Regions from separate parts of the Homo sapiens genome. Here region 2 is linked to region 1. The links are chromatin loops, found by intact Hi-C in ENCODE. Cell type or tissue: HCT116. All regions are shown on one strand. Each heading gives the region's core, and the rest is flanking DNA. Links, peaks and the distances in the headings are about the cores only. Region 1 has its middle 10 kb from the start of NDRG4. Region 2 has its middle 7.6 kb from the start of PRSS54.

Region 1 (11,664 bases), core at 1-8,000:
CTTGAGCCCAGGAGTTTGCGACCAGCCTGGCCAACATAGTAAGACCCCATCTCTACAAAAAATGAAAAGAAAAAATAGTCGGGCTCTGGTGGCACACACCTGTGGTCCCAGCTACTTGGGAGGCTGAGGTGGGAGGATCACTTGAGTCCAGGAGTTCGAGGCTGCTGTGAGCCATGATTGTGCCACTGCACTCCAGCCTAGAGTTTGCTTAGAGCAGAGCCAGGGTTTGTTTTGACCAAGACCCTGTCTCTGAACAAACAAAAAAGGTCATTTTTACACTTTGGGAGGCTAAGGCAGGTGGATCACCTGAGGTCAAGAGTTCAAGACCAACCTGACCAACATGGTAAAACCTCATTTCTACTAAAAATACAAAAAAAATTAGCCAGGCGTGGTGGCAGGTGCCTGTAATCCCAACTACTTGGGAGGATGAAGCAGGAGAATCACTTGAACCCAGGAGGCAGAGGCTGCAGTGAGCTGAGATCGCGCCACTGCACTCCAGCCTGGGCGACAGAGTAAGAATCCGTCTAAAAAAAAATTTATATATTTATTGTTTCTATTGTACCTCAGACTTCTCTGAGGTGGGCAACATGCTCTCATATTGCAAATAAGTGAGGCTTTGAGTGATTTGCTCAAAATAAAGCAAGCTGTTGAATGATAGAGGAGAAATGCCAGCCTGGTTGCAGTGGCTCCAGGCCTTACCCCTGAGAAGTAGAAGCATTTGGATTTATCCCAGGCCCATTTGGTGTGTACAGCTTCTGTCTGCCCAGGCCCAGGTCCCTGCACACGCGTCTCCTGGGAGAGCTCTTGTCTGCACCAGGAGCTGGGCAGGGCGGCTCCTGTCCCTTTAGGGAATAAGAGATCAAGAAGTGGAAAAGCATGATGGAAGGGAAAGAGCCATTGCTGGCCACTTCATAGACCCTGGCGTTCGCCCACCTCTGTGCTACTTAACTCCTTGGAGACCTTAGCCAGGCTTCATTAGTAGGACTCTCATTTTCTTATAACTTATCACACAGCTTCTTAAAAAAAATCATAACTTACTTTTTTTTTTTTTTTTTTTGATGGAGTCTCGCTTTGTCCCCAGGCTGGAGTACAGTGGCGCAATCTCGGCTCACTGCAAGCTCTGCCTCCCAGGTTCACGCCATTCTCCTGCCTCAGCCTCCCGAGTAGCTGGGACTACAGGCACCCACCACCATGCCCAGCTAATTTTTTTGTATTTTTAGTAGAGACGGGGTTTCACCAGGTTAGCCAGACTGGTCTCTTAACTCCTGACCTCGTGATCCACCTGCCTTGGCCTCCCAAAGTGCTGAGATTACAGGCATGAGCCACCACGCCCGGCCCATAACTTTCTTTAGAAGAAACTTCTCTGCCACCGTGCTGTGGAAATGTCTGCTCTGGCGTCTTTCTTGTGGAGCCCCACAACTCCAGCCAAGCCCTGGACTGTCTGTTTTTCATGGGCTGAGACATTCCCGGTTCTCTGGATGATGAGGTCTCTCTCTGCCCCCTTCCCCGCCACCACCTCCGTCACAGGCCATCTGTCCCTGCACTGCCCACTCTCAGCCCTTTTAATAGCATGGGCCTTGGGGAGGATGGTGTCCAGGGTGGTTTCATAACAGGCCGGGGGAGGGGGGCTACAGGGATACCCCAGGGCTACTAAGGGGTTTAATTGAGATGGGTGTTCAGGAAGGCAGGTGGCTAAAATGTCCTGATGCGGAAGAGTTTTCCAAGGAGGGGACCCCTCTTTCAGCTCTCCCAGCCCCCACACCCTGGATGGATGGGTGAGTGTGCACACATCTGAAAGGATGGAAATGGGAGCGGGAGAGCCTTGAGGATGCCTTTCTAAAAATACAGCCCATCTGCATTGTGTTAGCTGGTTTCCTCGGAAACCACTGGGAGCCGGGACTCCAGCATGGCACGTGCACAGGGACCCAGGCCTGCTTTTTCATTTATTGTAACAGGAATTTTCCCATTATATTAAATAATATTTTATTATTGACACACAGTTTATCTTGTACCCTATTGATGGACATTTTCTTCCAATTTTTTTCTGTGTTATAAATGGCACTGTGGTAAGAATTCTTATAGATAAATTATTTGTTGCCATCTCTGGTTTCCTTAGGCAATTTCTCCACGGGAGAGGATTGCTGAGTCTGAGAGTATGAACCTTTTAAATAGTTTTAATTCATTTGTAAAACTGCCCTCCAGAAAGATATGTCCATTTATATACTTACAAGCCATATAAGAAGGTGCCTGTTTCAGTGCACCTTCGCTAGCGGTGTAAACTTTGCCAATGCCATTGGCAAAAAAAGAAAGAGCTATCCATTCATTCATTCATTTGAGACACGGTCTTGCTCTGTCACTCAGGCTGGAGTGCAGTGGTGCAATCATAGCTCCCTGTAGCCTTGAACTCCTGGTCTCAAGTGATCCTCCCACCTCAGCCTCCTGAGTAGCTGGGACCACAGGCTCTCACCACCACACCCAGCTACTTTATTTTTTTCGTAGAGATGGGGCCTTGCTATGTTGTCCAGGTTGGTCCTGAACCTCTGGGCTCAAGCACTCCTCCGGCCTCAGCCTCTCAAAATGCTGGGATTATAGGCATGAGCCACTGTGCCTGGCCAAAAAAAAAAAAAGTATCTTAATTTAAATTTCTTTGACTTCTAGTGAGCTTGAATATTTTTCCATGTATGTACTGGCCAATTTAAATTCTTTTATGAATTTCTAGATTATGTCCTTGGCTAGTTTTTCTCTTGGTGCATTCTGACCTCTGCCATCCTGAAGTTGAGGGATGGTGGTGCCATTCCTAGAGGAATTGTGGGGTCCTGGGACCCTCTGTCTTCCTTCCCTCACCACTGGCTCCTACACACACACACACACACACACACACACACACACACACACACACACACACGCCTGCATGTATGACCCATTCTTCCTCTGAGGTTCAGAAACCCCTGGGGTTTCCCAGCAATTAGGGCCCGGGCCCACCCTCTGGCAGCTGAGCAGCCCCTGTGTATCACCCCTCCCTGTTGGTGGCCTGAACTGAGACCTGCACCCCCTCTTTCAACATCACTCGGCCTGCCACACCACCAGGGCCTCTACTCCCACCCACCCCTCCCTGGCCCATCTTCACAGAGGCTTGTCCTGGGAGCCCTCTGGGGAGCTCTCAGCTCTGTTCCTCTCCAGTCTCTCTATCCTCCAGAACCCCACTGTCCCCTTCAGACACCAGAGGCCCTCGGCAGGGGACTTCTGTCTGCGTCTGACCCTGTGTTTGGCCTCCCTGCACGTGCCCTTCTGTTTCTCAATAAAGGCAGAATGTTGCATGTAATTGTTTTAGGAATCATGACGTTGCTTTTCTGTTTTATTTGGAAACGTTTTAATTTTTAAGAGCAAATAATAGGCTGGGCATGGTGGCTCACACCTGAAATCTCAACACTTTGGGAGACCAAGACGGGTGGATCACTTGAGGTCAGGAGTTTGAGACCAGGCTGACCACCATGGTGAAACCCCGTCTTTACTAAAAAACACAAAAATTAGCAAGGTGGTGGTGTGCACCTGTAATCCCAGCTACTTGGGAGGCTGAGGAAGGAGAATCACTTGAACTCAGGAGGCGAAGGTTGCAGCGAGCCAAGATTACGCCACTGCACTCCAGCCTGGGTGACAGAGTGAGACTCCGTGTAAAAAAAAAAAAAAGAAAAACGGAAAAACAAATACTATAATGGTATCCCCCAAGCCAGACAGGCGGGTCTTGCAGACGGAGGCCTGGGGGCCCTAAGTGCCTGAGTGGGCTGCGCTTGGGGGCCAGGGGGACAGTGCATCTGGTTTCCGCGCTCCCGCCCCAGCCCCGACTTGCGCTGTCCTTCTCCGCCCGGGCGTCCCCGCCGCAGCAGGCCTCAACCTCGCCCTCCCTCCCTAGGCCTCCTGCTCCACGACGTGACCATGGCCGGGCTGCAGGAGCTGCGATTCCCTGAGGAGAAGCCGCTGCTCCGGGGCCAGGACGCCACCGAGCTGGTGAGTTGGAGTCGCGCCTTTGAGGTCTTAGGGCCGAGCGCGCCACCTCGTGGCCAAGAGGGAGACCGCGTGCCTTTCCTGCAGCCGACCCTCCCTAGGGCCAGCCACACCGAGAAGCCCTGTCCCTGCCTGTGGGGGGAGTTCCGGCAGGCCTGAGTGCCACCCAGACCCAGCCAGCCTCACGGTGGCTTCAGCCGTCTTTGAGGCTAAAGGCGCCACAGGAGAGTTATCCCGGCTTTAATGACGAGAAAACCGAGGCACAGAGAGGTGAACCCAGTTGGCCAAGGTCACACAGCTAGTGGGGAATGAGGCCATATCAACCCCTGTTTCTGGACAGCCCAGGAGCCCCAAGTGCTGGCTCCAGCAGGGCATGCTGCTCCTCCGTCTGTGCGCTCTTTTCCTTATCTGCCTCCCAAGCCTCTGCGGCACCTGGGCAAGTCTAACCAACAGTGCCACCCGGGGCAGTGGGACAGAGGCATCACAGGTTATGATTTTGTCCCAAAGACCCCTCCGTCAAGGGACAAGGCATTAGAGGCCAGAGTGACTTTCATGCCACCCTTTTTTGTTGTGACAACACCCTGTCCACCTTCCCTTTCCCTCCCTCCCAGTGCCGTCATACTGGTGACTGTGACACAAACCACTTTCAAAAAGTGTGGGTTCCCTGCTTGTTGGATTCTGAGGCATCAGGGCTGGGGTCCCTGCAAGTTATGCTGCCCGGACCCCCTTCTTTTACAGATGGGGAGGCCAGGAGCCCAGCCCCTCAAATCTGCAGGGCACTGTAGTCTGCCCTGCCCTGCCTCCCCAGCCTCCCATCACCAGGAGGGGAGCCCAGGAGCTACTGAGCAGCCAGGATTGGAACTGTGCAGCCAGCCAGGGATCCAGGGATCCAACCACATGAGGTTGCAGTCCTGCCCCCAGGAAGAGTACAGTGTTATCTTCCAGACAGAACCTTGAGTTAACTGATAAGGCCTGGCTTATCCGAGGGCAGCCACGGATAAGCTGCCCTGGTGGGGTGGTGACTGCACATTTTTCAAGCCCTTTATTCTAAGTTTACTTGCTCCCTGGTCTGAGCCTCCATCAGCTGCTACCCCAGGATGCTTGCAGAAGCCTCCTTGCTGGTCTTTTTGCTTCTGCCTTCGCTCTGTACCCTTTTAAAATAAGCCATGAGCTGGGCATGGTGGCTCACACCTATAATCCCAGCACTTTGGGAGGCCGAGGTGGGCAGATCACCTGAGGTCAGCAGTTTGAGACCAGCCTGGCCAACATGGTGAAACCCTGTCTCTACTAAAAATACAAAAATTAGCCCGGGCGTGGTAGTGGGCGCCTGTAATCCCAGCTACTCAGGAGGCAGAATCGCTTGAACCCGGGAGGTTCAACCCCAAGACTGCACCGCCGCACTCCAGCCTGGGCAACAGAGCAAGACTGTCTCAAAACATAAATAAATAAAAAATAAGCCATGTCACTTCTCTGCTTAACGAGCCATCTCAGTCAGACATGGGACCCAGGATGCAATCTGCACCAGCTCCCCCGCCTGTTCCCAGCTTACTTCTCTCTAGCCTCCTTGAACATGCCCATCATATTCCTAGTACATCTGCTTGGGATACACTAGCCCAGAAATTTGCAGGGCTGGCTCCACTCCTTGTTTTATTCAGGCCTCTGCTCAAATGCTCCCTCCTCAGAGAGTCCCTCTCTAACCCCTGGGTCTAATATTGAAACCCCAACATGCTCTGGCCCTGGCCGTGTCACTTAGCCTGGTTTGTGTCTGCCCCGCCCCGCAGGTTCCCAGGACAGAGATCTGTTCTGTTTTGCACCCCCAGGTCTCCCCAGTGCCTCACACAGCACACATAGCTCTCAGTAAAAACATGGGCTGGGTGGAAGCCACAGATGGTGATACAGCTCAGAAGGAAGAAGTTTCTCAGAACTTTCTAAAAAGTGCCCCCCTACTCCCCACTCCTGCCTGTGTCTTTCTTTCTGTCTTTTCCTTCTTTCTTTCTTTTTTTTTCTTTTCTTCTGAAGCAGGGTCTCACTCTGTCACCCAGGCTGGAGTGCAGTAGTGCCATCATAGCCCACTGCAGCCTCAACTTCCTGGGCTCAAGTGATCCTCCTGCCTCAGCCTCCCGAGTAGCGAGGATCTTAGGCATGTGCCACCACAACTGGCTAATTTTTCCATTTTGTAGAGATCAGTCTTGCTCTGTTGCCCAGACTGGTCTTGAACTTCTGGGTGCAAGTGATCCTCCTACCTCAGCCTTCCTAAGTGCTGGGATTACAGGCCTGAGCCTCTGTGCCTGCCTACCAGCCTGTCTTTTGAGGCATGAAAGCAGAGTTCTCCTGTGAGGTTTTGATAGGGCAGATGGTGGCCCTTGGGGACCCCTGCATCCCATCGCAAGTGCTGAAGTGTGCAGGTTGCGGGACAGCCGCACGGAGGTGCTGCCTGCTGGTATGGAGTGTGCCTCTGTGGTCCAGCAGGGCCCCCCAGTACAATGGGGAGAACTAGGGCATCTTGGCCTGGTAACTTCCATGCCTGTCTCTTCCACTGCCCACCTCAGCTGGGCACCCTTCTCTGCCTACCCTGGCCCAGCCCTCACTGCCCCTCCCTCCCTGACTCAGTGGGCACACTCCTGCCTCCTCATGCCCTCTGGGCACCCTGGCCCTACTGCAGGTGGTGTCTCTATCTACCCATCACGAGGACCAGAGTTTGCCACTATAACATCCTCACCCCTGCATGAGGGTCTCCGTTTCAGATCCTGTGGAGGCTTCTTCCCTCTTTCATGAGTCAGCACAGGCCCCATGCTGTGGGCCTGGGCACATCTGCTTTTTCCAAAGGCACCTCAAAAGCCCCATTCCCGCCAGACATGTTGGCTCACGCCTGTAATCCCAGCACTTTGGGAGCCCAAGGTGGGCGGGTCACCTGAGATCCGGAGTTCAAGACCAGCCTGGCCAACATGGCGAAACCCCATCTCTACTAAAATTATAAAAATTAGCTGGGCATGGTGGCGCATGCCTGTACTCCCAGCTATTCGGGAGGCTGAAGCAGGAGAATCACTTGAACCTGGGAGGTGGAGGTTGCAGTGAGCCAAGATTACACCACTACACTCCAGCCTGGGCGACAGAGCGAGGCTCTGTCTCAAAAACAAAATAAAAGCCGGCCGGGCATGGTGGCTCACACCTATAATCCCAGCACTTTGGGAGGCCGAGGCGAGCGGATCACTTGAGGTCAGGAGTTCGAGACCAGCCTGACCAACATGGTGAAACCCTGTCTCTACTAAAAATACAAAATTAGCCAGATGTGGTGGTGAGCTCCTATAATCCCAGCTACTCGGGAGGCTGAGGCAGGAGAATCACTTCAACCCGGGAGGTGGAGGTGGCAGTGAGCCCAGATCTCACCAGTGCACTCCAGCCTGGGAGACAGAGTAAGACTCTGTCTCTAAATAAATAAAGCCCCACCCCACACCCGACACAGCCTCCTGGATGCTGCAGCGTGGCACCCCATGCAGTCCTACCCCCTCTCTCTGTCTTCAAGAGCTAGTCTGGCTCTCTCAGGCTGTGGCGCTCACAGACGATTCTCCTTTTCCAGCTGCAGTGCTGAAAGCATCCATCCTTTTCACTTTTTTTTTTTTCATTTTATTTAAGACAGAGTTTTGCTTTTGTTGCCCAGGCTGGAATGCAATGGCGCGATCTCAGCTCACCACAACCTCCGCCTCCCCAATTCAAGTGATTCTCCTGCCTCAGCCTCCCAAGTAGCTGGGATTACAGGCATGAGCCACCACACCCGGCTAATTTTGTATTTTTAGTAGAGATGGAGTTTCTCCATGTTGGTCAGGCTGGCCTCAAACTCCCAACCTCAGGTGATTGGCTCGCCTTGGCCTCCCAAAGTGCTGGGATTACAGGCATGATCCACTGTGCCCAGCCCCATCCTTTTCACTTTTTATTTATTTTTTGTTTAGAGATAAGTCTGGCTCTGGCACCCAGGCTAGAGTGCAAGGGGTGTGACCATAACAGCCTCCTCCTTCAGGGAGGTTAGAGAGGGCTCAAGTGATCCTCCTACTTCAGCCTCCTGAGTAGCTGGGACTACAGGCATGCACCACCATGCCTGTCTCATTTTTCTATTTTGTAGAGACATGGGATCTTTCTATGTTGCCCAGGCTGGTCTCGAACTCCTGGCCTCAGGCATTTCTCCCACCTCAGCCTCCCAAGTAGCTGGGATTACAATCGTGAGCCACTTCACCTGGCACCCTGTTCACTTTTTAAATGTTCTGCCATTTGCCAGGTGCAAATTCTTTCAGTCCAGTGGGAAGTGAGGATTTCCACACATCTACTCACAGCCTGCCCGCCCACTGCTGGAGCCTGGCTTTTGCCTTTGGAGACTCCAGTGCCTGGCCTGTCTGGGTTCCTCTGCTCCTATGTCCCCATCCTGCCTCCCACACACCACTCCTCTGCCTCCCTCAGCTGGGCCCGCACTGCCACCTGTTCTCCTCCTCGTGCTCACCCTGTTCCCACGGGACTTCAGGGGCCTCTGCATGGGCTTCTATTCTTCCTGCATTTTCTTGGCTTTTGAGTCCTTCCCCTCCCACACCCTTCATCTCCTGGGGCCCCCAGACCCAGAGAGCATACAGCACACCCTGCCATTATCTGCTCCACCGTGTGTGTGTGTGTGTGTGTGTGTGTGTGTGTGTGTGTGTGTGTGTGTGTGTGTGTGTGTGTGAGAGACAGACAGACAGTCTCGCCCTGTCACCCAGTCTGGAGTGTAGTGCCACAATCTTAGCTCACTGCAGCCTGGACCTCCTGGGCTCAAGTGATCCTCTTGCCTCGGCCTTCCAAAGTGCAGGAATTGCAGGTGTGAGTGACCACGCCCGGCCTTCTTTTTTGTTAGCTTTTGCTTGTAACAAAACTGCCGCCTCTGTCCTTCTCTGAGATAATTGCCCTCTTAAGGTCCCGAGTATAGACATCTCCCCTTCCTTCTCCTCAGCCCGCTTGTGCAAGGTCTTTGAGTGAGAGATTCATGATCAGCCCCAGGCCCTTGTCCTCCCCCTCCAGCCCCATCCTTTCCCTCCTCTCCTTCCCTCCTCCCTGCAGAGCCACCACAGGCCTGGAACGAATCTGCAGAAGAAGCCCAAGTGGGTGTGGCCATTCTCTATGTGACAGTCGCAGGCAGCCCAAAGCCTGGCTTTCCCCTTTGGGCATGGGAACCCCTAGTGCCCTCTGATTTTTCTCCACCACCTGGCCTGCTGGAATGCAGGTGGCTGAACTCTTCCTTATTTTGGGAAAAATGGCAGAAATACTGGTTTCATTCTTCTGCTTTCCACTCCTGTGATTTGGGGTCATTTTCCTCCTTGTACTTACCTAGCTGACTGCTTCCCTCATCCTCCTGTGGCACCCTATTTCTCATGTGACTGTCTCAGTCATCCGTGGTTTGTTTTTGTTTGTTTGTTTGTTTTTGAGACAGAGTCTCACTCTATCACGCAAGCTGGAGTGCAGTAGTGCAGTCTCAGCTCACTGCAACCTCTGCCTCCCAGGTTCAAGTGATTCTCCTGCCTCAGCCTCCCTAGCAGCTGGGATTACAGGCATGTGCCACCACACCCAGCTAATTTTTGTATTTTTAGTAGAGACACGGTTTTGACACGTTGGCCAGGCTGGTCTCGAACTCCTGGCCTCAGGTGATCTGCCCGCCTCAGCTTCCCAAAGTGCTGGGATTACAGGCATGAGCCACCATGCCTGGCCAATCCATGTATTTATTCCTTAGGAGGATCTGTAGCAGGCACAGTCCAGTGCTGGGATACAAAGGGCAGAACGATGGGCAACACTGAGCTTCTCCTCTAATCCTCACAACACTGAGGCTCGGAGGCTGAGTGAGCTGCCCGGGAGTTCACAGCCTCGCAGAGCGGGGCAGAGAGGTTTCTAGGCAGACGCAGGGGAAGGCAAGGCAGAACCTGTGAGTTCTCCTTTACCTGGACGTGTGCTGGTCCCTGATTAGTTTCCCTCACCAGGCCTGAAAGTGGCCCGAGTCTGAGCTGGCCAGCTGTCTTGTTGTACAGATGGGGAGACGGGGACCCAGAGTGGGTGAGTCGCACAGCCAGAGCCAGGCCCCCGCAGAGTGTCTGTGGGCCCCTCGGCCTCAGGGAGAGCCTGGCAACTCAGACGCGGGGTTCCAGCCCCCGCTCCTCCCCAGCCATCTGTGCAGCCTCGTAACCTGTGGGTGCATTTTGAGCCTCTCTCCCCTCATCGGTGAAGCCTGATTGTTCATCCAGATCTGTTTGTGTCTGGGGAGCCCCTTCCATGCCAGCATCATACTGAGAGCACAGCTAGATGTGGTCCCGCCCTCGTGGTGCCCGCGGTCCGGTGGGTAGAACACGCACTAGCCAGACTCAAACGGTTCACTGTGAAGTAAGCTCCAGTGATCTGAGGCACAAAGCGACCAGGTCTGGAGAGGTGGGAGCAGCTGCCACTGTAACTTTGTGTGGATTGGAAAAGGTCCCTCTTTCCCCCTCACTGTGTGGGCCTCAGCTTCCCCATCCCTACAAGTGGGCATGTTAGTCACGCCCACCTCCCCCCTTCCCTCCCTTCCTTCCACCCTTGTGGCCTGATGGTCAGACCATGAAAAACATCTATGGGAGCAGAAGGGCAAAGTGACCAACAGCAAGGATTTGCAGTGGGACATTCCAGCACTTTCTAGCCCTGTGACAGCCTCTCTGAGCCTCACCCTTGTGGCCTGTAAGATGGAATCCACACCTCCTTAATGAGGACGCTCACACGCTCCTCCACCAAGTACTTGGTAGCCAATGCCTGGCACTTCGGTGAGCCCTTGGTCACTTTTGTTAACATTGAGACAGACTGGTGGGCTGGGTGCGGTGTTTCATGCCTGTAATCCCAGCGCTTTAGGAGGCCAAGACAGGAGGATCATTTGAACCCAGGAGTTGGAGGATACAGTGAGCTGTGATTGCACCACTGCACTCCAGCCTGGGTGATAGAGTGAGACCCTGTCTCTAAAAAAAAAAAAAAAGAAAAGAAAAGAGAAAAGACAGACTAGGGGACAGAAATTGAGTCTGCTAAGGCCCCACGGGCTCCCCAGACCAGCCAGGGCCTAACTTGCCACCCCCTCTGTTTGCCTTCCCCTAGGAGAGCTCCGATGCCTTCCTCTTGGCTGCAGACACAGACTGGAAGGTAGGTCAAGGCTCAGACCCCCAAGATGTGGGACTGACAGCTGGCAGCCCCTCACCCCACCTGGCCAGGTCCCAGAGGAGGGTCACAGCCCTTCTGTGTGCCCCCTGCCTAACAGAGAGATGCTGGGGTGGGAGATGAACTGGCCCTGCTTCTGCGAGCAGCAGGGAAGAGACGGGGCCTCTAGGGGGAGTGAGAATGGAAAAGAGAGTGAGGGATGTTGTCATCTGAATCAGCATTTTCCTCCAATGAAAGGCAGGTTGACTCTAAAATAGCTCCTGTTTCCATGACAGCTGTTGCCAGGACAACCCTGTCCTCCTTAGTTGATGCCAGGTTCTCCGTGGAAACTGAAAGCGCCCTTTGTTTTTATTCCTCCGGGTGATGATGTTGCTCACTCGGCCAGTCGTTTCTCCCCTCTGAGTCCCACAGTGACCATTGATTTCCGGGTCTGGGAAAATGCCTGACAGCAGACACAAGGGAACCCTGCTGGGTTCTGGGGCCCCA
Region 2 (11,664 bases), core at 1-8,000, 190 kb before region 1:
ATTCAGTTAGGACTCTTTGTGTCTTGTTTAAGAAATTCTTCCGTAGCTCAGCATCAGAGATCTAGTCTACTCTATCTTCTTCTCAAACCCTTGAAGTCTTGTTTTTCACATGTAAGTCCTCAACTGTATGGATTCATTTTTTGTGCATGGTGTGGATACTTAGTTATGCCAGCATCATTTGTCACAAGTCTCCAATGTGACTCCAGCACATATCAAAGTATAAATTTCTTTGTTGAACTTCTCTTTGTACTTAGTTTTCTAGTTTATTATTTTCTGCCCTTATCTTTTATTGTCTGTTTTCTTCTACCTTCTTTGAGTTTGTGTTATTTTCCTAATTTTTTTTTTTTTTAGACAGAGTGTCGCTCTGTTGCCCAGGCTAGAGTGCAGTGGCATGATCTCGGCTGACTGCAACCTCCACCTCCCAGATTTAAGCAATTCTCCCGCCTCAGCCTCCTGGCTAATTTTTGTATTTTTAGTAGAGACAGGGTTTCACCATGTTGATCAGACTGGTTTCGAACTCTTGACCTCGTGATCCACCCACCTCGACCTCCCAAAGTGCTGGGATTATAGGCAGGAGCCACCATGCCCGGCCTATTTTCTAAAATTTTTAGCTGGCATTTAGTGTGTTAACTTTAGCCCTCCTTTCTAATATAAGTCTTTAAGGCACTGTATTTCCCCTAAGTACCATTTCTCTGTAGCTCTTAACTTTTGATACCTTGTGATTTCCTTATCATTCAGTTCTATTTTTACATTTCCATTGTGATTATTGTTTGACTCTTGAGCTACTTACAAATGTGTTCTTAAATTTCCCAAACATATGACTAGTTTTATTTACCTTTTTGATACAGACTTCTAACCCAGTTGGTTGGAGAATGTGATCTGTGTAATACAAATCTTCAAAATCTCTGAGACGTGCTTTGTGGCCTAATATGTGATAAGAATTGTTGTACCTGTACCATGTTTGCTTGAGGAAAATGTACTGTCAGTATCTGTCAATTATCCTCCAACTTGTTGACTGTGCTATTCAAATTTTCTGAATTATTCCTGATTTTTTGTCTGCTTGACCTATCGATCATTCAGAAAGGTGCCTCCTATTATACTAGTGTATTTGCCCATTTCTCCCTATAGTTATAGCAATTTTTGCTTTATGTGTTTTGAAGCCATTTTCACCCAGATACACAAGTTTAGAATTGTCAACTATTCTTGGTAAATTGAACTATGGTTGATTCTCATTATTCGCTGTAGCTATGTTTTATAAAGTCCTGACAAACACTGAATTAATGAGTACTGAACTTTTGTTCCTTGGGGAAATAACAAGAGTAGGTTCCTGAAAGCCTCTGGTCACAACAGTTTTATAAAATGGAGTACAATGATGCGATCTCGGCTCACTGCAACCTCAACGTCCTGGGCTCAAGTGATCCTCCTGGATAATTTTTTTTTTTTTTTTTTGTAGAGACAGGGTTTTGCCCAGGCTGGTCTTGAACTCTTGAGCTCAAGCGATCCACCTGCTTCAGGCTCCCACAGTGCTGGGATTATAGGTGTGAGCCACCGTGCTGGGCCTCTGTCTTTTTAATTGATACGCATACTCCTCTTATGTTTATTGGGATTATTGATTTATTTTTTCTGCTCCTCTTCCTCCTCCCACCTCTCACCCTCAAGAAGGCCCCAGTGTCTGTTGCCCCCCTCTTGGTGTCCATGTATTCTCACCATTTAGCTCCCACTTATAAGTGAGAACATGCGGTATTTGATTTTCTGTTCCTGCATTGGTTTGCTAAGGATAATGGCCTCCAGCTCCATCCGTTTGTTTCTGCAAAAGACATGGTATCATTCTTTTTTATGGTTGCATGGTATTCCATTGTGTATATTCCATGGTATATATGTACCACATTTTTAAAATCCAATCTATCATTGATGGGAATTTAGGTTGATTCCATGTCTTTGCTACTGTGAATAGTGCTGCAATGAACATTCGAAATGCACATTTAACTTAATCACCTCTAACATTAATTACTATCTTAACTCTTTCATGATAATACGACAAGCTTAAAATACTTTAAACTTCTGCTCATGCTCTCGTTCCATATTTTAGTTCCATACATTATACTTTATCATTTTATTCAGATAATAATTATTTAGATTTGAGTATCTCTTCCATGAATAGTCTTTAGAAATTTTAGTACAAGCTTCTTGATGACAAATGTTTTTGTTTTTCCTAATGTAAAAATGTATTTTTTTGTATCCCTTTCTGAAAAATGGTTTTGTGGGTATACAACTCTAGGTTAAGAGTTATTTTCTCTCAGTTCTCTGGAGGTGCTTTTTCTCTGTCTTCTGAGTACCATTGTTTAAGGTCTCCCTGAAATCCAATTGTTTTTCCATTATGGGTGCTCTGTCCTTTTCCTCTGGCCCCTGTTAAGAACTTCTTTCATTTTTGGTGTACTATGGTTTTACTATGATACTTTAAGCATTAATTTATTTTTAGTTTATTATTGTAGGATATATTATGCTTTCTAGCTTTGTGTATTTATATTTTTTCATAAGTTCTGAAACAATCTCAGCCATTATCTTTGCAAATATTGCCTCTTCTTCAGGCTCTCTATTCTTTACTTTTGGGATTTCAAATAGATATATGTTAGACTTTCTCATTCCATCCTTCATATATCTCATCAAAGCCTTCATATTTTAATTTTTTATCACTTTGTGTTGCATTTTGGGTGATTACTGTAGACATATCTTCCAGTTTATTAATTCTCTCTTCATCTTTGTCTAATTTTCTGTTCAACCATCCTCTGGAGGTTTTTAAAAATTCAACATTCAATTTTTTTTATTTCTAGAAGACATGTTTTTAAATCTCCCTGTTTGTTTCTGGTTGCATCTTGTCAGGAGCTCATCTGTGTCATTACATCCATTATTTCTGCAACCATTTCATATATATCTGCTCTATATTTGGTATTCGACAGTTCCAAGATCTGCTATTTGGGGGAGAGGGGGATTCCAAATGTTTTTAGTTTCATCTACTCTCACACAATGTGGCTTGCATTTCCTGTGTGCCTTCCTAATAATTGTGAATTCATTTTTTGTTCCTAATATAGGGCTCTAACTTGGATACACTTTCTTCCAGACAGAAGTTGCTTCTGCCTCTACTGGTCACCAGAGGGCGCCACTAACCAGGGACTGTGGCTTGGCTTCCTACCCTCTCTGCTGGTAAAGTGTTTTAACAGCTGTGCTGCTGCCCCTAAGGCAACCCCTCCTCTCCCAGAGGTTAGCAGCTCATTTTTCTTGGAATCTTCTCCTAAAGTTAGTGGGAGCAAGGATAACTCAAAGGGTGTGTCCTCTGCACTGTTTTGCAGTGAGAGGTCATCTCAGATCACCTAGTCTGCAGTGATGCTCAAAGCTGAAGGGGCTGAGCCTCACAACATAGTACACACTCAAAGCTGGACTAATGGATGCCCAGTCGAGCAAAACATAATTTCCAGGTAGTCATCGTGCTTCCTGTTTGTACTTTTGGATTTTTGGTTTCTATTGTTTGGCTTTATTCACTCAAATTTTTGGCTGCTTGCTTGAACTCATCCTACTCTCAGATTCATATGTCCCAGTGAAAGTGATTCACATTAGAGTCTCAGCCACTCTTTTTCTGAGTTACAGTATTTACACTTCTGTTTTTCATCACTGTTTTTACACTTCACTGAACCTCTTTTAACCTTCCCCTCATTTTTGTGAGTTGGGGCTATAATGCCATGCAGAGCTGATAGTCCCACAGGCCCAGGGTAAACCTGCAACCAACCCTACCAGATTCCCTCATCTCTGGAATTTGAGTCTTGAGCCAAGGGACAAAAAGAGTGTAACAGCTGGAGCTGCCACGCTAGGCCAACAGCAGGTTCTTTGGCTCCACTGCCACATCAGGAGCTCTTCCCTGTCCTGTCCTCCCTGAGAGTTGGAGCTTCTATGTTCTATCTCAAATCCCACCAGCACATTTCTTTTCTGCATGCTAGTCAGAGACAGTTTGTGTTGCTTCTGACCAAAAAAACCCTTACTGATCCACGGGTCTTGTGCTTGGAGTATCTTTCATGCCTAAACATTTTAATTCCAAGTCTGATCAATGACTAGTGCCAGTAAGGTCTTTTCAACAATAAAAAGAGCAGCAGTCATTGGAAAACAATTATTTGTTAGAGTAGACTTGTGTTTCATCATGGTTAATGTTCATAGAGTTTTTATAAAAACACATTGTGGAACATTTTGTATATACAAAAGAATACATTTAATGTATATCAATAACAGCATAAACACAAAAGCAACAACATTCTGAGGTACCTGCAACCCAGTTTATGAATTATGTTAGAACATCACCACGGAGTATATATGAAGCCCCTTGTTGGCCCTTCCCCATCATGTTCCTCTTCCTCTCCAAGGAGAACAGCACAGGTTTCTTTCATTCACCATCATCTAGTAGGATTTACCTCTGGAATGCAAGGATGGTTCATCAACCACAAGTCTATAAATCTGATATACCACATTAACAGAATGAAGCATAGAAATTGTTATCATCTCGATACATGGAGAAAAGCATTTAATAAAATTCAACACCCTTTCATGATTAAAAAAACTCACAACAAATTAAGTATAGAAGGAATATAGCTCAATATAATAAAAGTCATATTATGAGATAATATTATTATCAAGCCCACAACTAATATCATACTCAACAGTGAAAAGCTGAAAGCTTTTCCTCTAGGATCAGGAACAAGACAAGGATGCCCACTTTTACCGTTTCAATTAAATATATTAATAGTACTGGAGGTCCTAGCCAGAACAACTAGGCAAGAAAAAGAAATAAAAAGCATCCAGATCAGAAAGAAAGAAGTAAAGTTGTCTTTGTTGGCAGATGACATGACTTTATATATATAGAAAACCCTAAATATTCTACCAAAAAAATGTTAGGTTTGAGCCTCAGGAAAGGAGAAAACAAAAAAAACCTGTTAGGACTAATAAACAAATTCAGTAGAGTGGCAGGATACAAAATCAACATACAAAAACCAGTAGCATTTCTGTCCACTAAGAATAAACTATCTAAAAAAGAAATCAAGAAAACAATCCCATGTATAATAGCATAAAAATTACTTAGGAATAAATTTAACTAAGGAGGTGAATGATCTGTATGCTAAAAACTATAAAATGTTGCTGAAAAAAATGAAGAAGACACAAATGAATGGAAAGATACCCCATATTCATGGATTGAAAGAATTAATATTGTTAAAAGTTCCACGTAATCTATAGATCAAATGCAATCCCTATCAAAATTCCAATGACATTTTTCTTTTCTTTTTTTTTAAATATATAAACAAAAGAGGTTTAATTGACTCACAGTTCTGCATGGCTGGGGATGCCTCAGGAAACTTACAATCATGGTGGAGGGCCAAGGGGAAGCAAGGCATGTCTTACATGGCATCAGGAGAGAGCTCCAGTGACATTTTTCATACAAATGGAAAAAAAATCCTAAAATTGGTATGGAACCACAGAAGACCCTGAATAGCCAAAGCAATCTTAAGCAAAAAGAACAAAGCTGGAGACGTCATACTATCTGACTTCAAAATATATGTATGGTACCATAAAATAGACATATAGACCAATAGAATAGAATAGAGCACCCAGAAATAAATTTGTACATTTATGGTCAATTTATCTTCAGCGAAGATGGCAAGAACATGCAATAGGAAAAGAATAGTCTTTTCAATAAATGGTCTTGGGAAAATTGGATGTCTACATGTAGAAGAATAAAATTAGGCCATTATCTCATGCCACATAAAAATAAATTCAAAATGGATTAGAGACTTAAACTTAAGACCTGAAACTATAAAACTATTAGACAAAAACATAGAGGAAAAGCTTCTTGACATTGGCCTGGGTGATGATTTTTTGGATTTGACTTGAAAACACAGGCAACAAAAGCCAAAATAGACAAATGAGATTGCATCAAACTAAAAAGTGTTTTTGTTTATTTGTTTGTTTGTTTGTTTTTCACAAGAAAGAAAACAAAACAGGGCCAGGCACGGTGGCTCACACCTGTAATCCCAGCACTTTGGTAGGCCGAGGTGGGCGGATCACCTGAGGTTGGGAGTTTGAGACCAGCCTGACCAACATGGAGAAACCCTGTCTCTACTAAAAATACAAAATTAGCCGGGCGTGGTGGCGCATGCCTGTAATCCCAGCTACTCGGGAGGCTGAGGCAGGCGAATAGCTTGAACCTGGGAGGCAGAGGTTGCGGTGAGCCGAGATCGCACCATTGCACTCCAGCCTGAGCAACAAGAGCGAAGACTCCATCTCAAAAAAAAAAAAAAAAAAAAGATAAAATACCAACAGAGTAAAGAGACAACTATGAAATGGGAAAAAATATTTTCAAACCATACATTCTGATAAGAGGTTAATATCCAAAATACATAAGAAACTCAAACAACTCAATAACAAGAAAATAAATCACCCAATTAAAAAATTGACAAAGAACCTGAAATAGGTATTTCTCAAAAGAAGACACACAAATGGCCCACAGGTATATGGAAAAAATGTTCAACATCACTAATCATCAGAGAAATGCAAATCAAAACTATAAATCATCTCACACCTGTTATTATCAAAAAGACAAAAACTAACAAGTGTTGGCAAGGATGTGGAAAAAAAGGAAATCTTGTACACTATTGGTGGGAATATAAAACCCATTATGGGAAGGAATATGGAAGTTCCTCAAAATATTAAAAATAGAACTACCCTATGATCTAGTAATCCCACTTCTGGGTGTGTATACAAATGAAATCACTGTGTCAATGAGATATCTGCACTCCTGTGTTCATTGCAGCATTATTCACAATAGCCAAGATATGAAAGCAACCTAAGTGTTCATCAATGGATAAATGGATTTAAAAAAACCCGTAGTACATATACACACAATAGAATGCTATTCAGCCTTAAGAAAGAAGAAAATTCATTTTCTTTCTTTTTTTTAAACATGGATATGTTCTTTAGTGGTGATTTCTGAGATTTTGGTGCACCCATCACCTGAACAGTATGCACTGTACCCAATGTGTAGTCTTTTATCCCTCACTGCCCCTTTTCCCTGAGTCCCCAAAGTCCACTGTATCATTCTTATGCCTTTGCATCCACATAGATCAGCTCCCAGTTATAAGTGAGAACATACGATGCTTGGTTTTCCATTCCTGAGTTACTTCACTTAGAATAATGGTCTCCAATTCCATCCAGGTTGCTGCGAATGCTCATTATTTCCTTCCTTTTTATCCACTCATATATATATATATATATATATATATATATATATATATATATATGCACACACACACATATATATGTATGTATGTATATATATAACATTTTATATATTATCTATATCTATATATAGATAGATAGATATAACATTTTCTTTATCCACTTTGGGTTGGTTCCATATTTTTGCAATTTTAAATTGTGCTGCTATAAACATGCATATGCAAGTATCTCTTTTGTATAATGACTTCTTTTCCTCTGGGTAGATACTCAGTAGTGGCATTGCTGGATCAAATGGTAGATCTACTTTTAGTTCTTTAAGGAATCTTCGCTCTGCTTTCCATAGTGGAAAGTTTACATTCCAACTAATGGTGTAAAAGTGTTCCCTTTTTACCACATTTGCACCAACATCTATTAATTTTTGATTTTTTTATTACAGCTATTCTTGCAGGAGTAAGGTGGTATTGCATTGTGGGTTTTGATTTGCATTTCCCCGATAATTAGTGATGTTGAGCTTTTTTTCATATGTTTGTTGGTCGTTTGTATATCTTCTTTTGAGAATTGTCTGTTCATGTTCTTAGCCTACTTTTTGATGGGATTGTTTGTTTTTTTCTTGATGATTTCTTTGAGTTCCTTGTAGATTCTGGATATTAGTCCTTTGTCAGATGCATAGCTTGCAAAGATTTTCTCTCACTCTGTGGGTTGTCTGTTTACTCTGCTAATTATTATTATTATCATCATTATTATTATTTTGTTGTGCAGAAGCTTTTTAGTTTAATTAAGTCCCATCTATTTAACTTTGTTTTTGTTGCATTTGCTTTGGATTCTTGATCAATAAGTCTTTGCCTAATACAATGTCTAGAAGGGTTTTTCTGATGTTATCTTCTAGGATTTTTATGGTTTCAGGTCTTATATTTAAGTCTTTGATCCATATTGAGTTGACTTTTGTATAAGGTGAAAGATGAGGATGCAGTTTCATTCTTCTACATGTGGCTTGCCAATTATCCCAGCACCATTTGTTGAATAGGATGTCCTTTCTCTACTTTATGTTTTCATTTGCTTTGTTGAAGATCAGTTGGCTGTAAGTATTTGGCTTTGTTTCTGGGTTCTTTATTCTGTTCCATTGGTCTGTGTGCCTATTTTTATACCAGTACCATGCTGTTTTGGTGACTATAGCCTGATAGTATAGTTTGAAGCTGGGTAATGTGATGCCTCCAGGTTTGTTCTTTTTGCTTAGTCTTGCTTTGGCTATGTGGGCTCTTTTTTGGTTCCATATGAATTTTAGGATTGTTTTTTTCTGTTCTGCGAAGAATGATGGTGGCATTCTCATGGGCATTGCATTAAATTTGTAGATTGCTTTTGGCAGTTTGGTCATTTTCACAGTATTGATTCTACCCATCCATGAGTATGGGATATGTTTCCATTTGTTTGTGTCATCTATTATTTCTTTCAGCAGCGTTTTGTAGTTTTCCTTGTAGAGGTCTTTTGCCTCCTTGGTTAGGTATATTCCTAAGTATTTTAGTTTTTTGTAGCTATTATAGCTATTGTAAAAGGGGTTGAGTCCTTAATTTGATTCTCGGCTTGGTCATTGTTGGTGTAAAGCAGTGCTACTAATTTGTGTACATTAATTTTGTACCTGAAACTTTACTGAATTCATTTATTAGTTCCAGGAGCTTTTTAAATGAGTCTTTAGGGTTTTCTAGGTATATAATCATATGATCAGCAAACAGTGACAGTTTGACTTCCACTTTACTGATTTAAAGTGGAGAGAAATAAAGAAATAAATATCTCCTTTAAAGAAATAAAGAGCATCTCTTGTCTGATTGCTCTGCCTAGAACTTCCAGTACTGTGTTGAATAGAAGTGGTGAAAGTGTGCATCCTTGTCTTGTTCCAGTTCTCAGAGGTAATGCTCTCAATTTTTCCCATTAAGTATAATGTTGGCTATGGGTTTAGAAAATTCATTTTCAACTGCATGAACGAATCTGTAGGATATTATGCTAAATGAAATAAGCCAGACACAGAGTGACAAATGCTGAGTGATCTTGTTGATATGTGGAATCTAAAAAAATCGAACTCAGGAGCAGAGAACACAATGGTGGTTGCCAGGGGCTGGGGGTGGGGACCTGGGGAGATGTTGCTCAAAGAGTACAAAAATTTGAGTTAGGTAGGATGAATACCTGGAGATCTATTGTACAATATGGTTGCTATAGTTAATAATAACGTATTATGTTATTGAAAATTACTGAGAGGAGATATTGAATGTTCTCACCACACACAAAGATAACTATGTGAGGTCATGGATATGTTAATTTACTTAATTGTGGTATAATCATTTCACAACATATACATATATTTAAGATCACATTGTGCACTGTAAATATACACAATTTTTTTTTTTTTTTGAGATTGAGTCTTGCTCTGTCAACAGGCTGGAGTACAGTGGCGCCATCTCCTGGCTCACTGCAACTTCCACCTACCTGGTTCAAGTGATTCTCCTGCCTCAGCCTCCCCAGTAGCTGAGATTACAGGAGTGCACCACCATGCCCAGCTAATTTTTGTATTTTTAGTAGGGACGAGGTTTCTCCATGTTGGCCAGGCTGGTCTCAAACTCCTGACCTCAGGTGAGCCACGTGCCTTGGCCTCCCAAAATGCTGAGATTATAAGCGTGAGCTACCATGCCTGGCCAAATATACACACTTTTCATTTGTCAATTATACCTCAATAAAGCTGAGAAAAAATAAAAGGACAAAAAAGGAGATTCTAATAAATAATATAATATAATAAATTCCTCTAACGTTTCAAAAAAAAAGAAAGAAATTGACATTATTGGTGAAGGTGAAGTCTCTAGCATGGCCGAGACAGGCAGCCTTTTTCCCTTCTCCCTCCCCAAGGTCATCACTACAACAACAACACTGCTGTTTTTACACTTTTACTACAAATTACATGTATCCATAAACAACATGCTGCATTGTGTGTGTTTTTTAAATGGGCTCACACCATACATATCATTCTGCTGCTTGCTCTTTTTTTTTTCTTTTTTCTTTTTTGAGATGAAGTCTCATTCTGTCACCCAGGCTGCAGTGCAGTGGCAAATCGGCTCACTGCAACCTCTGCCTCCCAGGTTCAAGCAATTTTCCTGCCTCAGCCTCCCAAGTAGCTGGGATTACAGGTGCCTGCCACCACGCCTGGCTAATTTTTTGTATTTTTAGTTGAGATGGGGTTTCACCATGTTGGCCAGGCTGGTCTCAAACTCCTGACTTCAAGTGATTCGCCTGCCCCGGCCTCCCAAAGTGCTGGGATTACAGTTGTGAGCCACCATGCCCGGCCTACTGCTTGCTCTTTCATCATTATTTCAAGATTTAGTCCATTCATTTTCATTGCTGTCAAGTATTCTATCCCATAAACACACCTCAATTTATTGATTCATTCCCCTGCCCATGGACATTTGCATTGTTGCCAATTTCTAAAATATTAACAAATAATCCTGTAGTAAACATTGTTGTACCATTATCCATATGCAAGTGTAAAGGATGTAAACCAAAAATAAAATTCTAAGCTTGCTAACCATCTGAATGGACAGGGCATTCCAAAGTTAACCTGAAAAACTAGCTCAGGCCATGATGGGAAGAGGGAGTCAGACAGGCCTCATTATACCTTTCTGTCTTGGAATTCAGACCCAGCTGACCAGTACTGATATCAACACAGACCTTAAGACTGATAGAACAGACTCTTTAAGTCTGATAAGAAACATTTACAATCTATTCTTTCTGAAGCCTGCTATCTGGAGGCTTCATCTGCATAAAACCTTGGTCTCTACAACCCCTATTATAACCCAGACATTCCTTCCTATTGATTCCAGGTCTTTAGATAATAACTCTTTCAACCAATTGCCAATCAGAAAATCTTTGAATCTGCCTATGACCTTGAAGCTTTGAAATTATTGGTAAAGTAATATTAGGAATGTCTTAAGAATTGTCAGCATTTTTTGTTTGCATTTATTAAGCAGTTTCATACTTATCTCTGCTAAACACTACACTGTGTCAAAATTTGACATAAGGGCTAGAAAAGTATGAAACCAGCCCATGACAGAATGATTCTTTGCTTGTGTAATTTTTTTTTTTTTTTTTTTGAGAGAGAGTCTCCCTCTGCTGCCCAGGCTAGAGGGCAGTGGTGCAATCTTGGCTCACTGCAACCTTAGCCTCCCAGGTTCAAGCGTCTCCTGCCTCGGCCTACCGAGTAGCTGGGACTACAGGCACGTGCCACCACACCTGGATAATTGTTGTGTTTTTAGTAGAGACAGGGTTTTGCAATGTTGGCCAGGCTGGTCTCAAACTCCTGACCTCAGGTGACCCACCCACCTCAGGCTCCCAAAGTGCTGGGATTACAGGTGTGAGCCA

What was found. A loop is a pair of places that touch in the nucleus more often than their neighbours do. Peaks named below come from ENCODE experiments on the same cell type or tissue, not always from the same donor. Only the 100,000 strongest peaks of a DNase experiment are listed, where the experiment ranks them.
Region 2: it touches region 1 in a loop (10-fold over the local background); 5 of 110 quality-filtered maps call a loop at or near these places.

The regions. Positions count from the first base shown.
Region 1 is chr16:58,483,846-58,495,509 of GRCh38, forward strand. It overlaps a transcript of NDRG4 not described here. Among named protein-coding and RNA genes, the nearest start is that of NDRG4, 10 kb to the right of the region's middle. RefSeq lists silencers at 3,726-4,077, 8,880-9,174 and an enhancer at 3,987-4,146. In HCT116, for the core only: CTCF peaks have their summits at 4,085 (motif pointing left) and 4,808; a DNase peak (open chromatin) is centred at 4,036.
Region 2 is chr16:58,296,797-58,308,460 of GRCh38, forward strand. No RefSeq gene overlaps it. Among named protein-coding and RNA genes, the nearest start is that of PRSS54, 7.6 kb to the left of the region's middle. In HCT116, for the core only: a CTCF peak has its summit at 3,151 (motif pointing right); a DNase peak (open chromatin) is centred at 3,145.